3 separate regions of the Mus musculus genome follow, and all the other regions are linked to region 3. The links are chromatin loops, found by intact Hi-C in ENCODE. Cell type or tissue: left cerebral cortex. All regions are shown on one strand.

What was found. A loop is a pair of places that touch in the nucleus more often than their neighbours do. Peaks named below come from ENCODE experiments on the same cell type or tissue, not always from the same donor. Only the 100,000 strongest peaks of a DNase experiment are listed, where the experiment ranks them.
Region 1: it touches region 3 in a loop (5-fold over the local background); 32 of 42 quality-filtered maps call a loop at or near these places.
Region 2: a loop joins it to region 3, with 7 times the contacts of the local background. A loop is called at or near these places in 23 of 42 quality-filtered maps.

What each region holds. Positions count from the first base shown.
Region 1 is chr8:123,764,961-123,772,960 of GRCm38, reverse strand. No RefSeq gene overlaps it. Among named protein-coding and RNA genes, the nearest start is that of 4732419C18Rik, 15 kb to the right of the region's middle. In left cerebral cortex, a CTCF peak has its summit at 3,785; DNase peaks (open chromatin) are centred at 3,837, 4,284, 5,144, 7,180 and 1 more place; H3K27ac peaks cover 1,244 bases.
Region 2 is chr8:123,780,092-123,788,091 of GRCm38, reverse strand. It overlaps Gm36188 (a long non-coding RNA gene), which reads left to right. Exons shown (of 3, transcript XR_003947606.1): 2 at 76-2,580. Among named protein-coding and RNA genes, the nearest start is that of Gm36188, 7.0 kb to the left of the region's middle. In left cerebral cortex, a CTCF peak has its summit at 4,026 (motif pointing right); DNase peaks (open chromatin) are centred at 1,674 and 4,029; H3K27ac peaks cover 2,650 bases.
Region 3 is chr8:123,649,655-123,657,654 of GRCm38, reverse strand. It overlaps Rhou (ras homolog family member U), which reads right to left and starts at 3,726. Exons shown (of 3, transcript NM_133955.4): 1 at 3,439-3,726; 2 at 2,105-2,163. The coding sequence starts at 3,709. Gm35930 (a long non-coding RNA gene) reads right to left here. Exons shown (of 2, transcript XR_388158.1): 1 at 7,833-8,000; 2 at 5,820-6,134. It overlaps Gm35874 (a long non-coding RNA gene), which reads left to right and starts at 4,919. Exons shown (of 3, transcript XR_388157.3): 1 at 4,919-5,178; 2 at 5,407-5,510; 3 at 6,085-6,629. In left cerebral cortex, CTCF peaks have their summits at 3,896 and 4,840 (motif pointing left); DNase peaks (open chromatin) are centred at 3,190, 3,396, 3,880, 6,081 and 1 more place; H3K4me3 peaks cover 2,656 bases; H3K27ac peaks cover 2,801 bases.

The sequences.
Region 1 (8,000 bases), 120 kb before region 3:
TAGCAGAGGTCCTAGAATGGTACGGGTCCTCTGTGTTAGTCCTCCCAGGAGAGGCCCACAACAAAGCCTGCGCTGGCTTTTCCATCCAGGACCAGGAAGTGCCCAGGCCCTGTTCTAGCTGGCAGGGATCTGAGGAACACTGCTGGGTGTTAGTGGAGACCCCAAGAGAATTGGAATGACCTCTTGGGGGGTGCAGAGGGGAGTGGGAGGAAGGAACGGTGCTTTGCTTTGGCTCTGCAGGGGGCCAAGCTTTCCGTGGCCTGAGGCTTTGGGCTCCTAAACCAAGGTCTAGTATAGAAGCTGAAGGTGGGGTCAGCTCCCAGGGGTCTGATTCATCTCTGGAGGGAGCTGGTCTCACGGGCACTCAGTGTTGCAGAAGGGCTGCTAGCCACACAAATAGGTCATTACTTCAGGTTCTGCTGCAGGGTACCAACAAGGAGGCAATGGCTAGGGATTGGTGATCCCCGGGCCCACCTTCCTCCTAAATTGTTCCCCAGTTTCTTCTATTAGAAAGATTCTTTAAGAAGCTGAGATGATTAGAGTGGGGTAGAGCCGATCTTACCCAGACCTCTCAGCTCAGACTTGGCTCCAGGAAAAGCAGCCTGAACCTCCCTCTTGGCCACTTGCGTCTTTCCCTCAGATCTGGGACAGTGGGTTGCAGGCACAGGACCCATGCGTGCTGCTGTGGCCCATCCTCTCAAGACATTCCAGAGCGAGGCTGTGTCTCCTAGGAGAATTATTTTTGCCCATGGCATAAATAAACCCAGGAACTCACTCCAACAATCACAAAGACAGGCCAGCTCCAGAGCATGAAGATAGCAGAAGTGGCAGAGACTTATTTAAAATCACCAAGAAACCTGGGAAATCCAATGTGCTTGCCGAGCCAGCATGAGGATGCAAGTCTGATCCCCAGACCTGCACTAAGGAAAAAAAAATGTAGCCAGGCATAGTGGTACAAGCCCTTAATCTCAGGACTCAGGAGGCAGAGGCAGGTGGATCTCTATGAGTTCATGGCCAGCCTGGACTCTATAGTGAACTCCCAGCAAGCCAAGGTCTACATAGTAAGACCTTGTCTCCTAAAAACCAAACCAACCAAAACTATGAACAGCACATGAAAAATGACAGCTGAGACTGACCTCTGGATTCCATATGGCACCTGCGTATACATGATCATATATGCATGTGGTGGTTTGTATATGCTTGGCCCAGGGAATGGTACCATTAGGAGGTGTGGCCTTGTTGGAGGAAGTATGTCACTGTGGGAGTGAGTGATGAGACTTTCCTCCTGGCTGCCCGGAAGTTAGTCTTCTGTTTGCCTTTGGGACAAGATGTAGAATTCTTAGCTCCTCCTGCAACATGCCTGCCTGGACACTGCCATGTCCCCCCCTTGATGATAATAGACTGATCCTCTGAACCTGTAAGCCAGCCCCAATTAAATGTTGTCCTTATAAGAGTTGCTTGGGTCATGGTGTCTAACAGCATGTAAAACCCTAACTAAGACAATATAGACATACACACATAAATGAAATAATAAATTACCAAGTTCTTCATATGAATGAAAAAAGAACAATTTTAAAAATGAATCTTGCCGGGCGTGGTGGCGAATGCCTTTAATCCCAGCACTTGGGAGGCAGAGGCAGGTGGATTTCTGAGTTTGAGGCCAGCCTGGTCTACAGAGTGAGTTCCAGGACAGCCAGGGCTACACAGAGAAACCCTGTCTCAAAAAACCAAAAAGAAAAAAAAAATGAATCTTAATGTTTGCCGCAGCTACTCCAGGTCCTCACCACACCTCTGTTTCCCTTCTCAAGCCGGCTTCAGTGTTTGTTCCATGGAGACATGCGTCTGGGAATACCTGAGGCGTGATCCTGATTCGTGTTCTAAGCTTTCTTTAAATGATCTTCTATTGTATATGTTTTTACAAGTTGCTTTAAAAAAAAAAAAGATAGCAAAAGCTGGAGAGGTGGCTCAATAGTTCAGAGCATTTGCTGCTTTGCAGAGGACCCAGGTTCGATTCCCAGCACTTACACGGTGATTCAGCCATCCATAACTCCAGGTCCAGGGGATCGGAAGCATTCTTCTGGCTTCTGCGGATACCAGGCACAAAACATGGTTCACGCAACAAAACATTCATACATAACAAAATAAAATAAATAACTTTCGAAGCAAGGTCTTAAGATACAACATGAAATTCCCAGTCCCAGTTTCTGTGTGGGCCTTGTGTTGTCAGCTACAGGATACTGCCTTGCCACAGGCTCTGGGATTTCGTCTCCTGCAGACTAAAACTCCAGGTCAGCAAGAGTTCTTGTATTCTGTGGTGCTGCCCTGGGCCTATGAGTTCCCTGTTGTGGGTGGGTCATACAGGGATTATCATTTTATTTATTTATTTATTTATTTTTTGGTTTTTCGAGACAGGGTTTCTCTGTGCAGCCCTGGCTGTCCTGGAACTAACTCTGTAGACCAGGCTGGCCTTGAACTCAGAAGTCCGCCTGCCTCTGCCTCCCGAGTGCTGGGATTAAAGGCGTGCGCCACCACGCCCGGCTTGGGATTATCATTTTTAAATTATATATATTTTATATATTTAATATATAAATGTAGTATACAAACTGCGTGCATGTGTGTGTGCACATGTGCATGTGTGTATGTGTGCGCATGTGCATGTGTGTGTGTGTACACATGTGCATGTGTATGTATGTGTAGGTCAGAAAACAGCTTGTGAGAGTTGGTTTTCTTCTACCATGTGGATCCTGGGGAGGGAACCCAGGTCTTCAGGCTTGGTGGTTAGCACCTTAACCCACTGAGCCATATCTCTCCAAGCCTAGGAATTGTCTTTTGTGGCTGTCTTGCTCCCAATCACGGCCCTACCTTGTTGCTTGTGATAGCATGTGCTTTGTTTAAGGCTGGTACCACTCCTCTGTGTGGACACCTCATCTCTTCTACCCTTTCAGCTATGCTTGGCTGCTGTGGAAGTTGTGATAGCCACTGCTGTGCAGGTGATGATGTTTCCTGGAGACCTTGATTGCAGGTCTTTGGGCACATATCTTGAATCAGAGTTGCTGGGTATGTATGGTGTGTGTGTGTGTGTGTGTGTGTGTGTGTGTGTGTATGCACATGAGGGCAGGCGCCTCTGTTGTGAACTCCTCAACAGGGGTTCTGGGATCCGAACTTGAGTCCTCTGAAGCTCTGAGCCCCCATAAGAACAAACACTCTCGTGTGACCCTTATGACCTGGGGTTTTACCATATATAAAGATTTATTTATTTTATGCATGTGAATATAATGTTGCTCTCTTCAGACACACCGGAAGAGGGCATCCCATTACAGATGGTTGTGAGCCATTGTGTGGTTGCTGGGAATGGAACTCAGGACCTCTGGAAGAGCAGTCATTGCTCTTAACCGCTGAGCCATCTCTCCAGCCCAGATATTTACCAGACTACCTTTAATCCTACTCAGTGTATCTCACAAACCTCCCCACAGTTTTGTTTAAGTTCCTTGGCAGCCTTTTGAGAAGCAACTTCAGCAGCCACCCAAATCCTTTATGTGGCTCTTGTAAGGACAGTTAAGTTCAGCTCTCTCTTGGGAAGTCCGGGACTCAGGCTTGGGTAAGTGTGATCTTTTCTCCGAATGTCTCTGTCTATACCCCACCCCTGCTCCACACCTGCCCCAGCTTAAATCTAAGATTAAACTCTAACTCTGCTTCATACTGACTGGCTCTGAAATTCTTTTCTGCAGTGGAGTTGGGAACCCCAGCTCCTCTGTGGTCTCTGAGCAGCGTTTCCTAGGCTGCCATGCAGGTGGCAGTGTGGAGCTGACTCCGCTTGACAGTTTTTAATGCACTTGGATATTAGCCCTTTATCAGGTATGTGGTTAGCAATCTTTCCACAGGCTGTTCTTTGGCCACTGACAATTTCACAGCTTTTGAGTTTGTCTATTTTTGCTTTTGTTGTTTGTGTACTTGGCAATCCGTGCCAAATTCAAAGGCAGCCCACCGGCAGGCACTTACAGCTACCCTGCTTTACTGAGCTTGCTGCCACCTGGCAGAAAGGCCACTGTTACTCATGGTGACAAGTCACTTGGTGAGGATTCCTTGCCCCGCTACTGCTCAGTTGTGGGTTCAGGGATTTCTGTGGTGTGTCATCAAAGGAGAGAGCCACATGGTCCTCCTGTCTGAAGACACCGCTGTTTGGCTTCCTTCCGGGTCTAGGGCAGATGCTCACAGAGTTTGGGAGTAGACACAAAAGGCATAAAGATCGAGGATAGTGGAAGGGGGGTGTAGCCTCCCACGGCTGAGGCGACCAACGCCCATCCACCCAGCACCCACTTTTAGAACAGCATAGCACAGGCCGTGTGTGGAGCAATCTGTCTGTTCTCCTTTTATGTAGTTTACTGTCTCGTTAGAAAGATTTCAAAATTAGAATCAACATTTGGGAAGAAACGAGATCTCTTCACACACAGTGAATCTAAGCGGCACCAAAACTGCAGAGCTGAGTCCTTCAAAGGTGACCTGGGCTCCAGCACCTTCCGTATGTCATACCTCGGCACCTTCCGTACAGTCCAGAGCTGCCCATGCTGGCTTCCTTCAGCCTCCCTGCTCATCAGGACTGCCCAGTCCACACTCTCCCCATACCTACCCCATGCTTCCCTCCTATGCATGCTCTTACCTGTCAAAGGAACACCAGTGACTAAACGCTCCTCTCAAGCTGCCTCCTGGGTTCTCCCTACCCCACCGTCCTCCCAGGGAAACAAGCATTTCAACGGCACCATGGGCCTTCACTATCCTTGCTGGGGAGCCACGCCGTGTCTGTCTTCTCTCTTAACATAGAAACGAGAAACAGTGGCCCAGCATCAAACCTTCTATATTTCCCTTGGGCCAGAGGCCAGAAAGCCAAGGTCAAGGGAGGCACAGCTCCAGAGATCACCTCAACGGACAAGCTCTGTGTTCTACATCACTTGGGAAATGCTAGCAAGAAATGAATCATCAGGGGAACCGATGTAGGCCTTGGTGTGCACTTGGCCAGGAAAATCTTAGACCCTGATCTTTCTTGCTCAGTTTCGTTTTGCAGCTGAACTTCTCCTGCAGCCTTCTGCAGGGTTAAGTCAGTGCCTCATGCTGTTCTTGTTCACAGGAGCCTAGGGGTGAGCGGTTTCCCCGTGCAGAGAATTTGTCAGCAGGACTTCAAGCTCTGCAGACGCCACCATCTGATCCTGATAATCCGTCTTGGAGAGCTACAGACTCACCGTATCTGGGCTGCAGAGCTTGGTCCTGCCCTTCCAGTTGGCCTTTGATGCCTCAAGACGCAGATGCCACACCTAACACTGAACCCTGTGCTTTAGCCTGGGGGCCTGTTTTGGTTTTCTTCATGTTTTCTCTTTCGGGTACCTAGAGACAAGAAAAATACAGTAAATTTAATACTATCTGATCTGTGATTTAGCAGGCTCCTGGCGGTGCTGGGTAAGCATCACTCATCACTCGGGAATGCGTCCTGTGGTCCTGCTCATCCTTAGCAGGGCTCAGGGTTCACGCCGAGAAGGTCATGGGGGCTGAAGGTAAGGCTACAGCTGTAACATGTGTCCCTTGCTGGCCTCCAACTCCAGATGTTTGGCCAAGCCTTATAGAGCTGCATCTGGGAAGGTGTTTCTATAATATCGACATTTAAATTAGTAGAGTTTGGGTGGTGCAGACAACCCCTGAGTATATCCTAACTCAACACAATGCATATAATGAATATCACACACACACACACACACACACACACACACACAGAGAGAGAGAGAGAGAGAGGGGGGGGGGGAGAGAGAGACATAGAGAGAGAGGGAGCTTTGTGAATTTGGCTCAAATCCTAGTCCTATAGCCTCTGTGAGGTCCAGCCAGGCTAACCCCCAAATCATTGCCTGCTTCCCAGGTACCTGGAGGTCACACATCAGTCTCAGTATCTGGCATTTGGGCAACTCATAAATTTTAAATGGCTTCTGCCAGGAGCTGAGGGTAATTACGACAGTCCTAGGACAGACACAGGTGATCCTGTCCTTGGGTCACCCAGCCATTTCTACGTCTCTTCTTAAGTTGTGAAAACCTCAATGAATAAAGACAGTGAACCCCTCGGCAGCCCTGTACCCAGGACCGGGGCAGCTGTGGTATGCAGGAGGGATGGCTAGCCATGACTTCCTTTCCCCTTGCTCCTACAGGAGGGAGACCTAGCCAGTGGTTTCTAGTCAGGACATACTGCCTGGTTGTCGCTGGGTCAGAGCCAGCTCTTCTTTCCAGTTTCAACTGGCTCCAGTCTGTTTAGTATCTGTGCAGTTCTCAGAAAACTGGTTTCTTCTCTGAGTGGCCCAAAGTGCTAGGACCTTTTTGCTCTGTAGGTCTTCAGGATGGACTCCAAATAACCAGCCCCTCCTGCTCTTGGGTGGGGCATGGGGACCTGGTTGGTGTGAGAGTAGTGTCTGCAACCAGGCGAAGGGTGTGAGGTGCAAGGTGTGTGGAGTGAATGGCAGATGAGTGGGGTGTAAGTGGGTGTTGGGAGCAGGGGTGAGGGGTAGAGAGGGATGTGGAGTAAAGAACAGGGTGTAGAGTATGGCGAAATAAAGGAGTGTCTAGTCGCCTGTGTCTGAGAGGGTTTGGCCAGTAGGAAGAGGATCAAGAGGAGCCCTGGGGAGCTCCAAGGACAACTGAGAAACTCCCACAAGCCCTGGGATCACTACAAAAAGCAAGAGGGCTGGGGCAGATAGGGCCTAGGCCTGAGGAGGAGCTGGGGTTTTCTACCTGGGTCCTAAGCTCTGAGGACATCAAAGGCTTCTTCTTCTTCCCAGGCCCCCAGTGCAAGGAGAAGGGACAGAGCTCCGAGGGGAAGCAGCGTCACATACAGCTCAGGAAACATGTCTCCTATTGTTTTTATCTAGGCCTAACTGAACCTGGGACCAACGGTTGGCCAAGGGGCTTTAGAACACATTCCTTGGGCAAACAATCACTCCCAAGCAGAGTCACCCCAACTCGAGCCACCCCAACTCCACCTCCCCTCCACCACCACTAGCTCCTCTCCTCCTGCTCTGACTCAGGCCCTTGCCATACTGCCTTGAGGTCCAGAGGTAGTCCTCTAAGCCCCTTGCTTTTCTTCCCCTGATATTTCCATAGAAACCACAGGCGATGCTCTTGCTCCCACTTCCCCGGGTTCTCTCTCTGGTCCTTGTTTCCGATACTCTCTTTCTAGAAGCTGTGGGTGGACACCTTCTGCCGAGTGCAGTTGGCTCTCTATAGCCTGTGAGCTCTCTGTATCTGGTTCGAACTACAGCCCAAACTTGTCTCACTTCTTCTTTTAAGATTTATTTATTTATTTATTATATGTGTGTACACTGTAGCTGTCTTCAGACACTCCAGAAGAAGGCATCAGATTTTTGTTACAGATGGTTTTGAACCACCATGTGGTTGCTGGGATTTGAACTCAGGGCCTTTGGAAGAGCAGTCAGTGCTCTTAATCACTGAGCCATCTCACCAGCCCTTGTCTCACTTTTTGTTTTCATCAATGATCTTGTCCTGATGGGGATGCAGAAGTCCCAGGGCCGCAGTAGGAGTCAGGTGAAAGGGACCCTAGGGAAGAGGGCAGAAAGCAGTAAGACCTGTGGATGTGAACACCATGCCCAGTGTTTTCAGAACCACCAGGGTATCCACTGTGATCGGGAGCTAGGCAGAAGTGGGTAGCCTGTGCCTAAAGTAGGTCACAGGGATGTGCGCTGGGCTACATCTTTGCTTCTTATGTGCGTTCATCCTTACAAAGGCCAACAGAGACTCACTTGGATCATGAAGGGAGGTTTGGTTTGATTTGGTTCATTCTTTCTAAGTATCCTTGGTGTTTATGGGAGAAAGACATGGAAAAGGCAGAACATGCTGACTGGGACCATCTGGGCTGAGTGAGAAGCAGATACAATGTATCTATACTCAAACAGATACAGTGTATCCATCACTGCATTGGTGACCGGCTGATACCTCTGGAGGTATCCACTGGCAAC
Region 2 (8,000 bases), 130 kb before region 3:
TATTTTATTTGTTTTGGGATTATAATCACGGGCTCTCAAGTCATTTGCAACTTGCAATTTGCACTTCTCTTCCAGCATCTCCACCGTTATTACTATTACCACCGCCAACATCACATCTCCACCATTTCTGCTTCATCTTCACCTCCACCTCCACCACCACCACCGACCTCCCTACCACTACTACTCCCCACCCCAGCAGCAGCAGCACCTCCACTAGCCAGCTACTGCCTCGAACTGTGAGTTCACCTGTAGAACGTTGTGTCTGGTCTCCCTGTGTCAAGATAATTCGTTACATCCTCAGAGAGGAAAAGGAAATGCGGGGCAGGCTCGGACACTTGAGGTGTCTGTGTAGAAAAGCTGAGCTAATTCAGCGCTGACTTCCGGTGCGATCCCAGCGCTCCAGACACAACGCAAGGTGGTAAGTGATAACGGAGCATGCGCATCTCGACTTTGTGGATCTCAGCTCTGCTTAGAAGAGAGTCTCTTGGAGTCTCCTTCCGGGTCGATTGGTTCCTAACATCCATTTCAGCTCCTTGCTGCTGCCTGTGCTATTTCCTGTTTGCTTTCCCCGTTTCTCTGCCTTGCTTTTTGCTCCCTGGACTGCAGCCACCCCGAGGGGCCACGCCCCTCAGCTGTGGGGAGTGTGGCCTTCTATTTCCTCTCCTTGGCTTCTCGAGGGCTCAAGGGTTGATCTGACAGGTGAGGATGGGGTAGAGATGAGATGACACAGAGGTCTGGGACACGAGACCAGCAGGGTTCAGTGGGAACAGAACTCATTTAGAGATGGTGGTGGGTCAGGTGTTGGCTTCAAGGCTTAGCGACAGGGTGAGGTAGTGAAACCTTCTTTGCCAGCTATTTTATTTCTGAGCCTTATAGTTTTTCAGTTTTGATATTTCCCTCCCTCCCTCCCTTCTTTCTTCCTCCTTCTTTTCCTCCCCTCCCCTCTCCTTTCTTCCCTCCCATGGGCCAAGGGTGGTCCTCCTTCCGGTGGACCCAGGACTTCTTGCACACTAGGCAAGAAGTGCTCTACCACTGAGGTCCTTTCAAGGTCCCCCCCCCCCCCGCCCACTCCCTTCTCCTCTTCTCTCTCTCTCTCTTTTTAAAATTTTGACCAAGTCTTACCCTGTAGCCTAGGTTGTCTGGAACTCTAAGTGAACTTCCTGCCTCAGCCTGGTTGGGATATTCTCTAGGCTGATGCAAGTCACTGTCTCTTGTCCATCATCTCACTGAGCAGAGATGAGAGACAGGAAGAGGCGGTGCTGGGGAAGCTGAGGCTGAGCCTCTGAATGCTACCGTGGCTGCTCAGGGCTGCAGAGCATCCAGCTGGGCGGTTTCCATGACCAGAAGTAGTAAGATGTAGGTACTCGGAAGTAGTTCTCGGTGTTATTCTGTCCCCAAAGGCCTTCTTTAACCAGCCTCAGTGGGACCCCAGCAGCTCCCTTCCTGCTGGTTCTGAGAGCCCGAGAAGTGGCTGCATCTAACTTATGAGCTGAGCTCTAGGACCTCGCTGCAGGCTTCTTCCAGCAGTGCTGTGGGAGGCTTACTCTGTACAGACCTGAGTCTGGGGTCTGAGGACTTGACAGTAGGGCCACCAAGGAGCTTTCAACAGAGAACGTTCTGTCCTGCTGGGTAAACACAGCCAGGCTTAGCCTGTGCAGAGACGGGACGGCTTGCTTCTCCTCAACCCTTTGTGCTTTGTTAACGGAATGTCCCTGGCACATTGGACTCTAGCTTGTGCCAACTTAGCTTGGCCCCTGACTTTGGCTGGGCACTCTCAGAGCCAGGGTCCTTCCTTGGAAGGTAGGTACAAAGCTGGCCTGATCTGCCAGGTCTCCGGTTTCAAGGTTCGAACTCAGATTGCCCCAGCCACTTTCCACTGCCACCCCATTCATCTGCTTCCCCCTCTGGGTGGAATGGAGACAAAGTCCCAGGGTCCTTGATGTCCTTTGACGGGGCAACAGCCACTGCTCTATCACCAGGAGTCAATTGGTGGCTTCTGTCTCCTTGGGGGCCCCAGAGCAGCCTGTGTGTTTGGGAAAGAGCCAGTCTCCTAAAGTCAGTCAAGATGGATTTTACCCTGGGCTCACGGCCTCTCTGGCCAGACAGGCAGGGCAGAACACCTTGCAGGGGAGAACAGAGTGGGAGAAATATGAGCTCTTGGTCTCAGGACCTGGAGTAAGGCTCAGGTGTCTCTACATCTCTGCCAACCTTTCTCCATGTCCTTGGGAAGGCCACATTCCTTTCAAAACCTGAAAGACGACTTACTGTGAAGCTGCCACGCCTGGACTCCCATGGCCCAGGCCTTATGCCTGCTTGGCTTAGGATCCTGGTGGTCCTGGTGCTGGAATAGATGCTTGACCAAGGAGGGCAGCAGCTGGTTTCCTTGGTGCAGCCCGACGCAGCAGTCTTAACCACTTAATTTGTGGGATTGTTTGTTTTGGTTTCCAGGGTAGCAGGGCTAAAGATGGACACAAGACATCCTTGACTCTTTAGATGATGCCTGCCACTTGTTACGTTATGTAACTTCTCCTGTCCCTTTCGCTCCCCATGCCTGCTTCCTGGATGTGCTCCCGTGCACACGTAAGTCCGTTTGCATGTCTAGGACCCATTTCTGATAGCTGATAGCTGAAATATTACTTCAGGGTTCCTCCAAGGAACAGGAGAGCCAACAAAGGCGCCACGCTGAACATTGTGAGACTCAAATGTTAGTCTTTTGTTTTGTTTTTGAGACAGGGTCTGATGTAGCCCAGGCTAGCCTTGAAAATTCTATATATCCAAGGCTGACCCTGAATTCCTTGATCGACCTGCCTCTACCTCCCAAGTGCCAAAGTGTATGTTACCACTGTGAGCTTCTTAAATAAGTATTGTTGTTGACAATAATTTTTCTCTCTCTGTGATGTGTATGTACATGTTTGTGTGTGTGTATGTACCTGTTTGTGTGAGATATATGTACATGTTTGTGTGGACTCATGGTCACAATGGAAGCCAGACTGGGTCAATTATTTTTTTTTAAGATTTATTTATTTTATGTATGTGAGTACACTGTAGCTGTGCAGATGGTTGTAAGCCTTCATGTGGTTGTGGTTGTTGGGAATTGAGTTTTAGGACCTCTGCTCATTCTGGTCAGCCCTGCTTGCTCAGTCCTAGCTTGCTCTGGCCCAAAGATTTATTTATTATTATACGTAAGTACACTATATCTGTCTTCAGATGCACCAGAAGGAGGCGACAGATCTCATTACAGGTGGTTGTGAGCCACCATGTGGTTGCTGGGATTTGAACTCAAGACCTTAGGAAGATCAGTCAGTGCTCTTATCTGCTGAGCCATTTCTCCAGCCCTTGGTCAATTCTTTATTCTCAATTCTCTGCCCTTCTGGCGTCATTCTCGGGCCCCCTGCATCTTGTTTTTGGAAAGCCTCTCATGAAACCTGGAGCTCACCAGGTCTTTCCTAATGAAGTGCTTCCTCGGCTCCTTATCAGGCTCTGTGCACACACAGGTTTACCATTCTCACATTGGTCAAGGACTGGCCTCATTGCTTGCCTCTTCAGTGAACTTTGAGCTCAGGCATCCTGTCTACTGCTACGACCCCTTGCAGCTGGAATTCTGCACTGCTGTAAGCTTGGCTTTGAGTGTGCGCGCGCACACACACACACACCATACACTTACATACACACATCATACACAGATTCACACATACACACAAACACTACACACACAAACATACCCTCACATACACATATTCACCACACCCTCACCCTTCCCCACCCACACCACACACACAAACATACCCTCACACACACACACACACTCACACTCACACACAAACATACCCTCATACACACACACACACACACTCACACACAAACACACACACACACACACACACACACACACACACACACACACACACACACACACACACGCATTATATATACTGTGTTCCAGCATGTGTTCCAGCATGGCGGCAGAATGCTGCTGCGGCTTTGGTGAAGCTATCATCCGAAAGCAGCCAGCAGAGGGTGCAAGCTAGCTGCTGCTATCTGTACAAGTCCAGTCCTCTCCCTGCCTGGCCAGCTTTGCACTGTGCAAACAGAAGCCTGAGCAGCAGAAATCAGCGCAGGGTAGTTGCAGTTGGGCCACCTCCTTTGAGCTGTCAAACTCCTGGAGTCACTGTTTCTTAAGGAGCCCACTCTGCCTCCTGGGGCTGCTGAAGTCACAGCCTGAAGTCACAGCTTGCTGACAAACACAATCCCAGCTGTGTGGAGCCAAGAAGTGGAGACCTAATAATACTGGGAGGAGTTGGGGAGCACACTGAGCACCCCAACCTTGTACCACCTCCTCCTTCCTCCCGTGTTCATGCCCTGTGCTGGAGGCTAACCTCCTTGCATGAGTGGGCATGGAAGGGAAGGATGCTGAGCCACCACAGTGTAGGAGCCCCTTCCAGGCTGTAGATGTGCCAATGACTTCACCTGGACTCTCATCACTCAAAACCAAAGAGCCAGTGTCCTCAGCACTCCAGCCCACCCTTTCTGTGTGCCAAATGGACTGAAGAACACCAACAAGAATAAAAGTGTGAAGGTTGTTCCCATGGTTGTGGCAAACCACTTCTGTCTGCTCAGCATCCACCATGGTGGAGCACAGTATAATGCAGATACCAGTGTGTGTGTGTGTGTGTGTGTGTGTGTGTGTGTGTGTGTGTGTCTGTGCGTGTCTGTGAGGGTGTCTGGTATGTGTGTCTGTGAGTGGTGAGTGTGTATGTGTGAGAGTGTGTGTGGTATGTGAGTCTGTAAGTGTGTGTGTGTGCATGTGTGTGTGATGCGTATGTGAATGTGAGTGTGTGTGGTGTGTATGATGTGTGAATGTGTGTGTGTCTGTGAGTGTGTCTGTGAGTGGCATGTCTATGAGTGTGTGTGAATGTGAGTGTGTGTGGTGTGTATGTATGAGTGTGTGTGAATGTGTGTATGTCTGTGAGTGTGTCTGTGAGTGGCATGTCTGTGAGTGTGTGTGTGTGTGTGTGTGTATGTGAGTGGTGTGTCTGCGAGTGTGTGTGAATGTGAGTTTGTGTGCTGTGTGTGAGTGTGTATGTGAATGGTTAGTGTGTCTGTGAGTGTGTGTGTAAATGTGAGTGTATATGGTGTGTGAGTGTGTATGTGAGTTGTGAGTGTATATGTGAGTGTGTGTGTGTGAATGTGAGTGTATGTGGTGTGTGAGTGTATGTGAATGGTGAGTGTGTCTGTGAATGTGTGTGTGTGGTGTGTATGTGAGTGGTGAGTATGTATGTGTGTGAGTGTGTATATATTTGAGTGTGTGTGGTTGTATGTGTGTGAGCGTGTGTATGTGTGCATTCAAAGCCAGACTTATAGAAGCATCCCTGGGCACCTACCTGGACAGGTCACTTCAGAGGTCTGGTAGCCCTGGTATTTGTGTTGTGGGGCACAGATCTGGCTTTCCCAAAGAGTTAGGGTCTGTGCCAAGCTGGGACAAGCTCCTGAAGGGGTCTTAGTAATGTGTGTGTGTATATGTATGGAAGGAAGCCTTTCTGAGGAGGCTTGGGCTCTGTGCCCAGGGACTGAGCTCTGAGCTGATACCTATGAAGGCTTTCTCCCTTAGTTTTGGCTGGCCCTGCCCTGGAACTGGATCATGGATCTGTTACACTCCATCTCTAGGTTTCATCTCTTAGTGTGGCCAGATGATCAACTTGTCCTGGTTTTAGTTGAAAATCCTCTGTTCTGAGAAGATGGTCATCCTGTGTGTAAGGGAGACTAACCACCACCTGACAGGAGCCACCCGAGGAGCTATCTCAGTCTGGGTCCCAGAGAGAGCCCCGTGGGGGGACGCTGTGATGGGAGCTATCTCTCTCTGGGTCCCAGAGAGAGCCCCGTGGTGGGAGGCTGTGATGGGAGCTATCTCTCAGTCTGGGTCCCAGAGAGAGCCCTGTGGTGGGAGGCTGTGATGGGAGCTATCTCTCAGTCTGGGTCCCAGAGAGAGCCCCGTGGGGGGAGGCTGTGATGGGAGCTGTCTCAGTCTGGGTCCCAGAGAGAGCCCCGTGGGGGGAGGCTGTGATGGGAGCTATCTCTCAGTCTGGGTCCCAGAGAGAGCCCCGTGGGGGGAGGCTGTGATGGGAGCTATCTCAGTCTGGGTCCCAGAGAGAGCCCCGTGGGGGGAGGCTGTGATGGGAGCTATCTCAGTCTGGGTCCCAGAGAGAGCCCCGTGGTGGGAGGCTGTGATGGGAGCTATCTCAGTCTGGGTCCCAGAGAGAGCCCCGTGGTGGGAGGCTGTGATGGGAGCTATCTCTCAGTCTGGGTCCCAGAGAGAGCCCCGTGGTGGGAGGCTGTGCTGGAAGAGAAATAACTGCCGAGCTCCTCCCCTCCCACAACCAAGGCTTCATGTTGATTTATTCTCCAGAATACCCAAGGCCTGGTCTAGCCAACCAGCCAATCAACTGACACCAGGGCAGCCTGAGTGGGCACACCCTAAACAGGTGGCACACGGCTCCTGGACTGGTATCCGGGTCCTGTCTGAGACCAGTCACAGACAGATGTGATGCTGGGGTAGGGAGGAGAGACATTCAGCCCGTGCCTGGGAGCTTAGCCTTACAGCTCCAGCCCCACACCAGTGCGAGCACTGACCGTGCCTGTAGTTCAGGCAGATGACGTCACCTACATTCAATCAATCACAGTACAGGGCCCCACAGCCCAGCAGGTGTGACAGATGTAGGACACGGGGCACATCAAGCCAAGGCCACACCTGCTGACTGCACTGATCAGTGTGCATCTGTCTTCTCCAGCTCCTACTTGTAATTAGCATCTGGTGCAGGACCTCTGCAACATCGAACTTCTCAGTAACGTAGAGTCCAGTGGCCACAGTCAGGCCCAGACTCTATGGGACAGAGTTGGTGTGGCGGGAGAAGAACCACCCTAGAGCCAGGACATTGGTTCTGAAAGGCAGAGGGACCAGAGTGGACAGCTACAGCACACTTCATCTTGCGGTGACCCTTCTTGGCTTCTGTGCATACAGACATTTCCCAGGCTTTATTCCAGCCTTTGAAAGTTCAAAGGACCCCACTTCCTGATTGATAGTGAGGGCAGCTGGGCCTGAGGAGAATGCCCCCTGCCCTGTGCAGCGATCCCATCGTTTGGGCTGCGGTAGGAGGGAGGCCAAGCATTCCTCTTCCAAATGTGAATACACACCGTTTTAATTAGGATTTCTATAGCTGTGACAAAACATCATGACCAAAACCAAGTTGGGAAGGAAAGGGTGTGTTTGACTTCCACTTCTACATCATCATCCATCAGTGGAGGAAGTCAGGGCAGGAACTCAAACAGGGAGGAACCTGGAGGCGGGAGCTGATGCAGAGGCCATGGAGGGCTGCTGCTTACTGGCTTGCTTCTCCTGGCTTACTCAGCCTGCATCTTATAGAACCCAGGGCCACCAGCCCAGGGATGGCTCCGCCTACCATAGGGCTGGGCCCTCCCCCATCAATTACCAATTAAGAAAATGCCTTACAGCTGGATCCTATGAAAGCATTTTCTCAACTGAGGTTCCCTCCTTTCAGCTAACTCTAGCTTGTGTCAACTTGACAAAAAAAAAAACCAAAACAAAACGAAACAAAAAATCCTAGCCAGCTCGCACACCATCACACAAAGGCACACAAATATATACACACGGAGACATGATTGTATACATAGGGGTGTCTACACAAACACACAGGCAGACGTATTCAAACATCCACCAGCACACAAGCGCGAACACACAAAATGCACACAAGTGTACACACATTTTATTAAACATTCCACACAGAGCACAGTCAGTCTATAGACGATATGCATACAAACACAAATTCATCAAATGTGTGTGTACAGGGACACACACACCACATGCAGGGACATATTAATGCACTCACACACGTGGCATATACTTGGCACAGGTACCCACACACCCCTTCTGTCGTGGGTGGGTTGGGAATGGGAGGAATTATGAACCCTTCACCTGTGTGCGATCA
Region 3 (8,000 bases):
GTCCCAAACGCTCCCCGGCTCTTTGGAGACTATAGGAAGGGAACATCGAACTCCTGTTTAGAAATGCTGTTTAGAAATACGAGTTTTCCAACGTATCGATCCCCTCTCAAGCACCCACGGCCAAGGCTTTTCTCTGCACTGGGCTGTTCTCCTTGAGCTCAGAACTGGTCTACTGACCCCAGGTCTGCAGCAGGCAAGCCCACAGCCGTCCACAGGCTGATGGCTCACACATTCTGATTCAAGAACTAAAACCACATGGAACCCTGAGATGTATCAGACTCCAACCCAGGACTCATCTTCCGAGGGAAGTTCACCTCCTCAGAAGCCAAGTAGAGACATCTGAGGGGTGGCAAAGTGATTCCTGAGCCAGCATCCTAGCAGCTCCTTACTGGAGTCCATGATGACTGTGTCTTGAGGCTCTTTGGGCTTCCTGCCTTCTCTGTGATCCTCGGGGTGCCTACAGCAACTACAGATTTCTGTCCGTGTTCTACAGATGGGAAAGCCCAGCCTCTTCCATCTATATAAAACAATGCAGAGGACATCATGCAAAAAGAGAAAGACCCAAGACTGTTTCTTTGATGTTTTCCTTTGCTGGCATGTTTTTTAAGAGACAGGGTCTCATAGACCCGGCTGGTCTCAAATGCCCAATAGAGTCATTGACTTTGAGCTTCCTCTCCCAAGTGCTGAGATTATGGTATGCACCACCTTGCTGCCTGGCATTTCTGTCTTTTTGTTTTTATGGGTTTTTTTGTTTAGTTTTGTTTTGGTTTTGTTTTTTGTTTGTTTGTTTGTTTGGTTTTTTTTGTTGTTGTTGTTTTGGGGTTTTTTTTGGCTATACAGGGTTTCTCTGTATAGCCCTGGCTGTCCTGGAACTCACTCTGTAGACCAGGCTGGCCTCGAACTCAGAAACCCGCCTACCTCTGCCTCCCGAGTGCTGGGATTAAAGGCATGCACCACCACTGCTCAGATTGTGTTTTATGCCTAGACTGTCCTTGAACTCACCACACAGCTCAGGTTGCCTTTGAACTCACGGCTGGCCTTCTGGTGGAGCTTCCTGAGAGCTGGAGTCACAGGCACGAACAAATGTGCCTAGATTTTGATGTTCCCTTACCACACAGTGATATACTGATGGTCGTTGGCTTTCCCCCACTCATAGCAAAGGTGCCAAACAGCTTTCCCAGCAGTCCATTAAGACAGCCTTGTCTTCTGTCTCCTCAAGGTCTCAAGAATAAGCCAGTCCCGAGTCCCAAGTTTGCTGTCTTACAGTAATGAGTTAGCTAAAGGCCCTGGCTTGGATGAGATCTGGAGACACAGGAAGGCCAGCTTTTTCCTTAGCACGGACAGTCAGGGAAGCAAAGGGGTTACTTATCCCCACTGTACCCTGTCAGCTCCAGACATTGGGAGAGCAGAGTTTGCTGTCACCTGGGCACCTGAGTACTTAGGACCTCAGTGGCTAGAACAGCTTCTAGGGCAGCTTTAACCCTTCTGTGGGGCACTCAGGGGGTCCTACACCTATGCCTCCTGCCTGGCTTCCTTTTCTAGTGTTTTGCCCCCGAGACAAGAATGACCAAACAGAGTGGCCCTGCCTTTCCCTGCTCCATTTATGGTGACTCTGACCACTGCTCTAGAGCAGGGAAAGACATTTGTTAACATAAGCTACTGGTTTTTTTTTTTTTCTTTTTTTTCCTTGAACAAGCGTTTAAGTCTCAGGTTCATTAGCCTTGAATCAATGGATTATAGGACATGAGGGGCTTCCTCTGAGAAACGCTTACAAACCATTCCTGTGGTTTTTCTTTTGTAGCCTAAGCTAGGCCATGAGAGGTACCCGAAAGTCCTATGAAGATAAGGGGCAGTTCCCGCAGCGATGGCTGCCTCCCCAGCTCCTTCCCAGAACAGGCCGACCCTGTTTCACTGGCCCCGAGGTGTCCTTCTTGGCCTCCTCCCACTGCCCTCAAAGGAGATGAAGCAGGGGTGGGCCTGCTTCGGCGAGTTTCACAATGACCCAGTTACTAAGGGAATCATTTGGAAACTGCAAAGGTTGTTTGGAAACCTTTAAAAGGCTGTTTCCTTTCCCAGTGCCTGAGCTGTGTAACTTGATACCGACCTGTCCTGCAGTGTCACAGAGCTGGAGTCTCACAGGCCGCCCATCTACAGACACCACGGCTTGGGAGAAAGAAAAAAAAAAAAGAGCAAGATGATTATCAGGACATCTTTTACCCTCTCAGCAGATTGGCAGTTCCTGCTCTGGGTTCTCTTAGTGAACTAAGGACTTGGCTACGCCCAGAAACCCATGGAAGTGTACAAATGTTCCAAGGTGGGGGGCTCCCTCCACCACAGAGCATGAAGCAGCAAAGCCCTGACCTCCAGAAGGTGCCCCGGAAGGCTTGTTTTCCTTTCAAGCCTGGAAGATTAATTTTCCTGTCACCCTTGTTTCAAAGAGCCTAGAAACAACACAAGGTGGGAAACCAACTCTGCACTTTTAAATCAGTGGACAACCTCATAGATAATCCTGTTTTCTCTTGGGAAAAAAAAATCTCCCTGCTTCAGGGTTTATCATAAAACTCCAGCAGTTTTGAGAACTTGTGCAAACACAGGCGGCCTATCACCCGTGCGTGTGTGGAAATGGGCACTTCTCTCTGTCAGTTCAAAAAGAGGATTAAGAAAAGCTGGCAGAGAGAAGCCACACAGATTTTCCCCCAGGGTCCAGAGATAGGGTGAGAGCAAGGACCCCCCATCCAGTAAAGACTCGGAGGTTTCAGCTTATATTAGGCAATTTGTCTCCTTCTGATAGCATTTCTGGTTGTTTATAAATGTTTATGCTAGTGAGCGGTGGAGGGGGCACCATGCACTTCTGTTTTATCCATAGGGTCTCTGAAATTAGAGACTGGCCACGGAGACTGGAAGTCGGAGGTAAATTTTTTAGGAGGAAGATTTTTCACACTAGCTTAATGTGATTTTTTTTTTGTAACTTTTTCTTAAATTCCTGAAAGACTTTTTAAAAAATCAAGAGAAATGATTGCTTTACTTTTGTTATCTTTGTGTGATCCACGAACCCACCCACCCTTGAGAACTTGCTGTAACTAAACGCCAAGCTGGAGGGACTGGGCCAACCGTCAGAAACCGAGACAGCGCAGGCGGGGCGCAGGCCAGGCAGGCGCTGGGCTCAGAAGAAAGGAACGTTCTCGCAAGCCCCAGCCCTCCTTGGTGCGCCTGGCCGGCTCACACACGGGAGCAATCCGGGTTGCTCCAGGCGAAGATCCGCTGGAAGTGAGCCGCCCCGGAGGGCGCAGGTGGGAAGGCCACCTGAGCTGCAGCTCGCTCCGGAATCCCGGAGCCAGACCGGTCGGACACCCCGCTGCCACCTCGCCGAGCCGCTGCCCCGAGACCCGCGCCGCCCCGCGCCTCCCAGCCCGAGGCCGCGCCCCGCCCGGCGCTCACCCGAGAAGTTGTCGAAGGCCGTAGGGATGTACTCGGTGGGGTAGCCGTTAGTGGTGTAGCTGACCACCAGGCTGGTCTTGCCCACCGCGCCGTCGCCGACCAGCACGCACTTGACGCCGCGTCCCTCGGCGCCGCCCGCGCGCCCCCGACCCCCGGACACCCCGGGCCCGCGCGCCCCGCGCCCCCCGCGCTCTCGGCGAGGCGGTACCGGCGGCGCCGCCGGCGGCTCGCAGCGGGCGGGCAGCGCCGGCCGGCCTTGCTGCGGGGCCATCGCGGGGCGGCGGCCGCGAGACCAGCTGCCACCGGCGGACAAAGGCGGCGCACGGTCCGCACTCGGCTGGGCGTCTGTGCCCGCGCGGCCGCGATGTGGCCGAGCCTGCTCCGCCAGGCTTCCCTGCGACACCGGCGGGCGGGGAAAGAGGCGGGTCCGGCGGCTCCTTCTTCTATCCGAGACCACAGCGCCCCCGTCTGCGCGCCGCGCTGGTGAACTACGCCGGCGCCTCGAAACGGTGCGGCTGGACTAGCTGGCTCCACCACGCCAACCCACGCGGACCCCGAGCTACCCCTGGCCCCTGCTGTGGGCTTCTCATCCCCCCACCCCCCTTTCCCGGCTCCTTCCCAAGCTTCCTTTCCTCCTCTTGCTCTCCAGTTCCTCCTGCCCTGCCCCCTCCTCCCCATCCTTCTGTTCCCCCTTCCCTCCCGGCTCTTTCTCTTCCCTCTCCTCCTTCTCCCTCCTTAGGTCGCCCCCTATTCTCTTTCTACTCCACAACCTCCTTTCCGCGGTCTCCCTCTCACCATGATCACCCTGCTTCTTCCACTCTTCCTGTTCCTCCAGCTGCCCTTGCTCCTCCACACAAGTGTCTTGGTTTGGAGGGGGAGAGTGCTGTGGGGCCTGCCTGCTTTTGCAGTCCCTCAGGAGAGATTATTGTCTTGATAGCCAGTCCTGATGAGTAGGACTTAAGTTTGATTGCAGACAAATGTATGATTTTTCTGTTAAAAATCATTGATTCTCATTTGGATGCAGGATACCACCCTTTGTTAGCGCTCCCTCTCTTTGGCATGCTGTGACCTTGTGTGTATTCATGGTCCAGCAAATTTCCTTACAGTCTTTAGTTAAGTGCAATTTTGGCTGCCGTAGTATTATCTGAAAAGCTAATTGTCTGTTCATTTTGTGCTGCCCTTTCTCTGCCTGGTCACTAATGCTTCTGATTTGCTTCTGGTGTAAGAAGAGCTGTGTGCTGTTAATATTAATATTATTTTGCTGGTGGTAAAGACAAGAGCTAGGGGCCGAGAGAAAGGGAGAGTGGTTAAGAGCACCGGCTGCTCTTCCAGAGGTCCTGAGTTCAATTCCCAGCAACCACATGGTGACTCACGACCATCTGTAATGGGATCTGGTGCCCTCTTGTGGTGTGTCTTAAGACAGCCAGTGTATTCATATAAATAAAATAAATAAATCTTAAAAAAAAAAAGACAAGAGCTAGTTAAATACTGAGCCTTTGTTATGTCCCAGATGTTGTTGTAACCATTCTGTCAAAACGAATTCCTTTAATATTAGCATTACTTATACCCATTTTACAGCCAGGACAACCTGAAGTACAGAGATGCTAAGTGACAGGTTTGAGTTCCATAAAGGAAATGACAGCGTCCTACCTGGGATCCTATATGCAACCATGCAGTGTGGCAAGTGAGACTTGCAAAGATGATGTGGCCGCAGAGATACAGAAGTGGGCCTGTCAAGAGGTAATTTCTTCAATCCCGAATGGGTGGCAGACTCACCCGTCATTCAGGGCCTTAGTGCTGTCAGCCTTTAAAGCTGCAATGCAAGCTGTTTTCGGGATGAAACCCTAGGACCTGACCAAAAATGACCTTGAGCACCTGGGAAATCAAAAGTCTCCCACACAGGATCTGAAGAACAGGAACGGGCTGTCTTGGAAATGGACTAAAAACCTGGTACACTCTCTCCTGCAGTGAAACAGAGCAGAGCAGCAAAAAGACTGGCAACTCCCAAGTTAGGACCGTTCGGCTCTCTTTTGCCCTTGGGCCACCTGAATTCCTGTGCTCTGTCTGATCAAGTAGGTAGATTTGTGTGTGCCTTCTGTCTCCTTGATGGTTGACACTACAATAACTTTTTGCAAAACCATTGCTACAGTATTGGTTTCTATATATGTCTGGCGCAAGCCTTTGCTTAGTGTTACTGCTAAGACCTGACAAAGTGGGCACATGATACTTTGTTTCTGTAGATGTTGCAAACTGTTTCTACTTTAATCATTGTGGATTGGGGCCATTATCCATTTTATCTATAACTTCCCAACATATGGAGAGTGGCCTTGAAGTAGCTGTGAATATTTTGGGAAGCAAGCCAAGAAAAATAAGGCTAGAGAGACATTTTGTTTGTGTTTAATGGGACATAGAGCCAAAGGAAGGGAGATTAGGGAGGAGGCATGGGAGCACTTTGCATGGTGGTGGTGGTGGGGGCGGGGGTGGTCAACGGAAGCCAAGAGCCTATGCTGCTGGCATGAACTGGAGCCTCTCCTGCTGGTGTGTAGTACACACTTCATGTCTCCTTCAGGACTGCAGACACAGCTACAGAGGTGTGGGAGCAGTGCCCAAGGCTGAAACTGCCACCCTCTGTACAAATCTTGGCAGCTTTATCTTCCCTCAGCACTGGAGGATCCAGGAGCAAAGAGCTGCTGAGCCTGGGATGAATGAAACTGAGAGTCCGACTGCTGCAGTGCCTTACCAACCAAAACCAAAACCAACCAACCAAACAACAACAACAACAACAACAACAACAAACCACTCATTGGTAGGCCCGGCATGCTCAGCTCTGTCTGCTCAGCATCAAGAATGTATCTGGAGGCAGGGGATGCAATTGTAAGTGTTGGTCTGAATCCCTATGTTTGTAAGGCAACAAGCCTGAAGTTGTCCCACAAAGCACAAAGTCTGTGTGTATCTCTTGATACTCATCCTGGAAGAGATATATCTCAAACTTGAGGGAGTCAGAAGGTTGGTGGCTAAAAAGTTCAAGAAGAGGAATAAGCACTGTAAAGTTGTGCCAAGTGGGTCTGATAAGAATACTACGTTTGGGTGGTTTTTGTTTGTTTGTTTGTTTGTTTGTTTATTCGTTTGTTTGTTTTAAGTTTACAGCTCTTGTTAGCTTTTATAATATGTAACTTATTTTGCTATGTTTATTTCTTTTGTTGTTGTTGTTCATTTGCTTTTTGTTTTGTTTTGAGACAGGATTTCTCTGTGTAGCCCTGCCTATCCTAGAACTCATTCTGTAGAGGCAGCTGTCCTCAGACCAGAGATCCACCTGCCTCTGCCTGCTGAGTTTTGGTGCCAAAGGCATGGACCACCATGCCTGACCCAGAATTTTAGTTTTTAAATTCTTATCTCCATGGGGGCCCTCTAGCCCAACTCTGACCATCCCTCAGGGCCCTAAAGGTCCCTTATGCTGTCTATGAAGCTGAACTGCACGTGTGTGCTTGTGTAGCCAGCCCTCTGGCTAATTAGCTTCCTCAAGTTGCTAGGACCCAAGCTGGTAGTTCCCACCCACTGGCAGTGTCTCCTTGAGTTCTAGGACCCAACCAATACCAGTCCTTACTCTCCTTTTCTACTGAGAGATAATGAGGAGAGAAAAAAATAATGAGAAGAACCTGTCAACACTTTTTGTGAGAGAAGATGGGAAATATCATGTGAATGAGCTGCTGTCAGACCATCCAGTAGGGTCTTGGCCAAAGTCATGACTGTCCATATCAGGAGGAAGAATTCCAACACAGGGCCCAGTTTGTGAGCACTGGCTCCTTACTTACAGACATCCCAATCTCACCCATCCTTCATCCCCTTACTATAATAATTATAATTAATAAATTAAGAACTCTCATTAGGATCATGAAGCTCAAAGTGTAAAAATTAATCATTAGTGCTGACCAGCAAGAATAATATTTGAAAATAAAATATCTGTTCCATATTTACCCATTGGGTAAGATACGCTATTTTGCAGTATGAACTCAAAATGTCATTGTCTACACACACATGTACACACACATCACCATAACACACATATACACACACAGTCTCACACACACCATCATGCACACATATTCACACCATCACACACACATACACACACCATCACACATAAACACACCATCACACACACACACACACACACACACCATCACACACACACATACACACAGCAACACATAAACACTCACACCATCATACACACACCATCTCACACACACATACACACATACCATAACACACACTATCACACACACACCATCACGTACACACATATATACACACCTTACACATTCACCAAAACACACATACCATCACACACACACACACCACCAAATGAGTGACCAAATAAGAATGAATCTTACCAACAAGGCAAGAGTGAAGGAAGCAAGGCAGGGAAGAGGATGAAGTGTCTGACTAACTGTGAAGTTCAGAAGGAAAGCAAGCGGTGCTGGATGTTAGCGTGGGTGAGGAGCGGTCACACCCAGAAGGGCGTGGTCGGGGGGTTCTTCTGGGGATGATGACTTCACCAC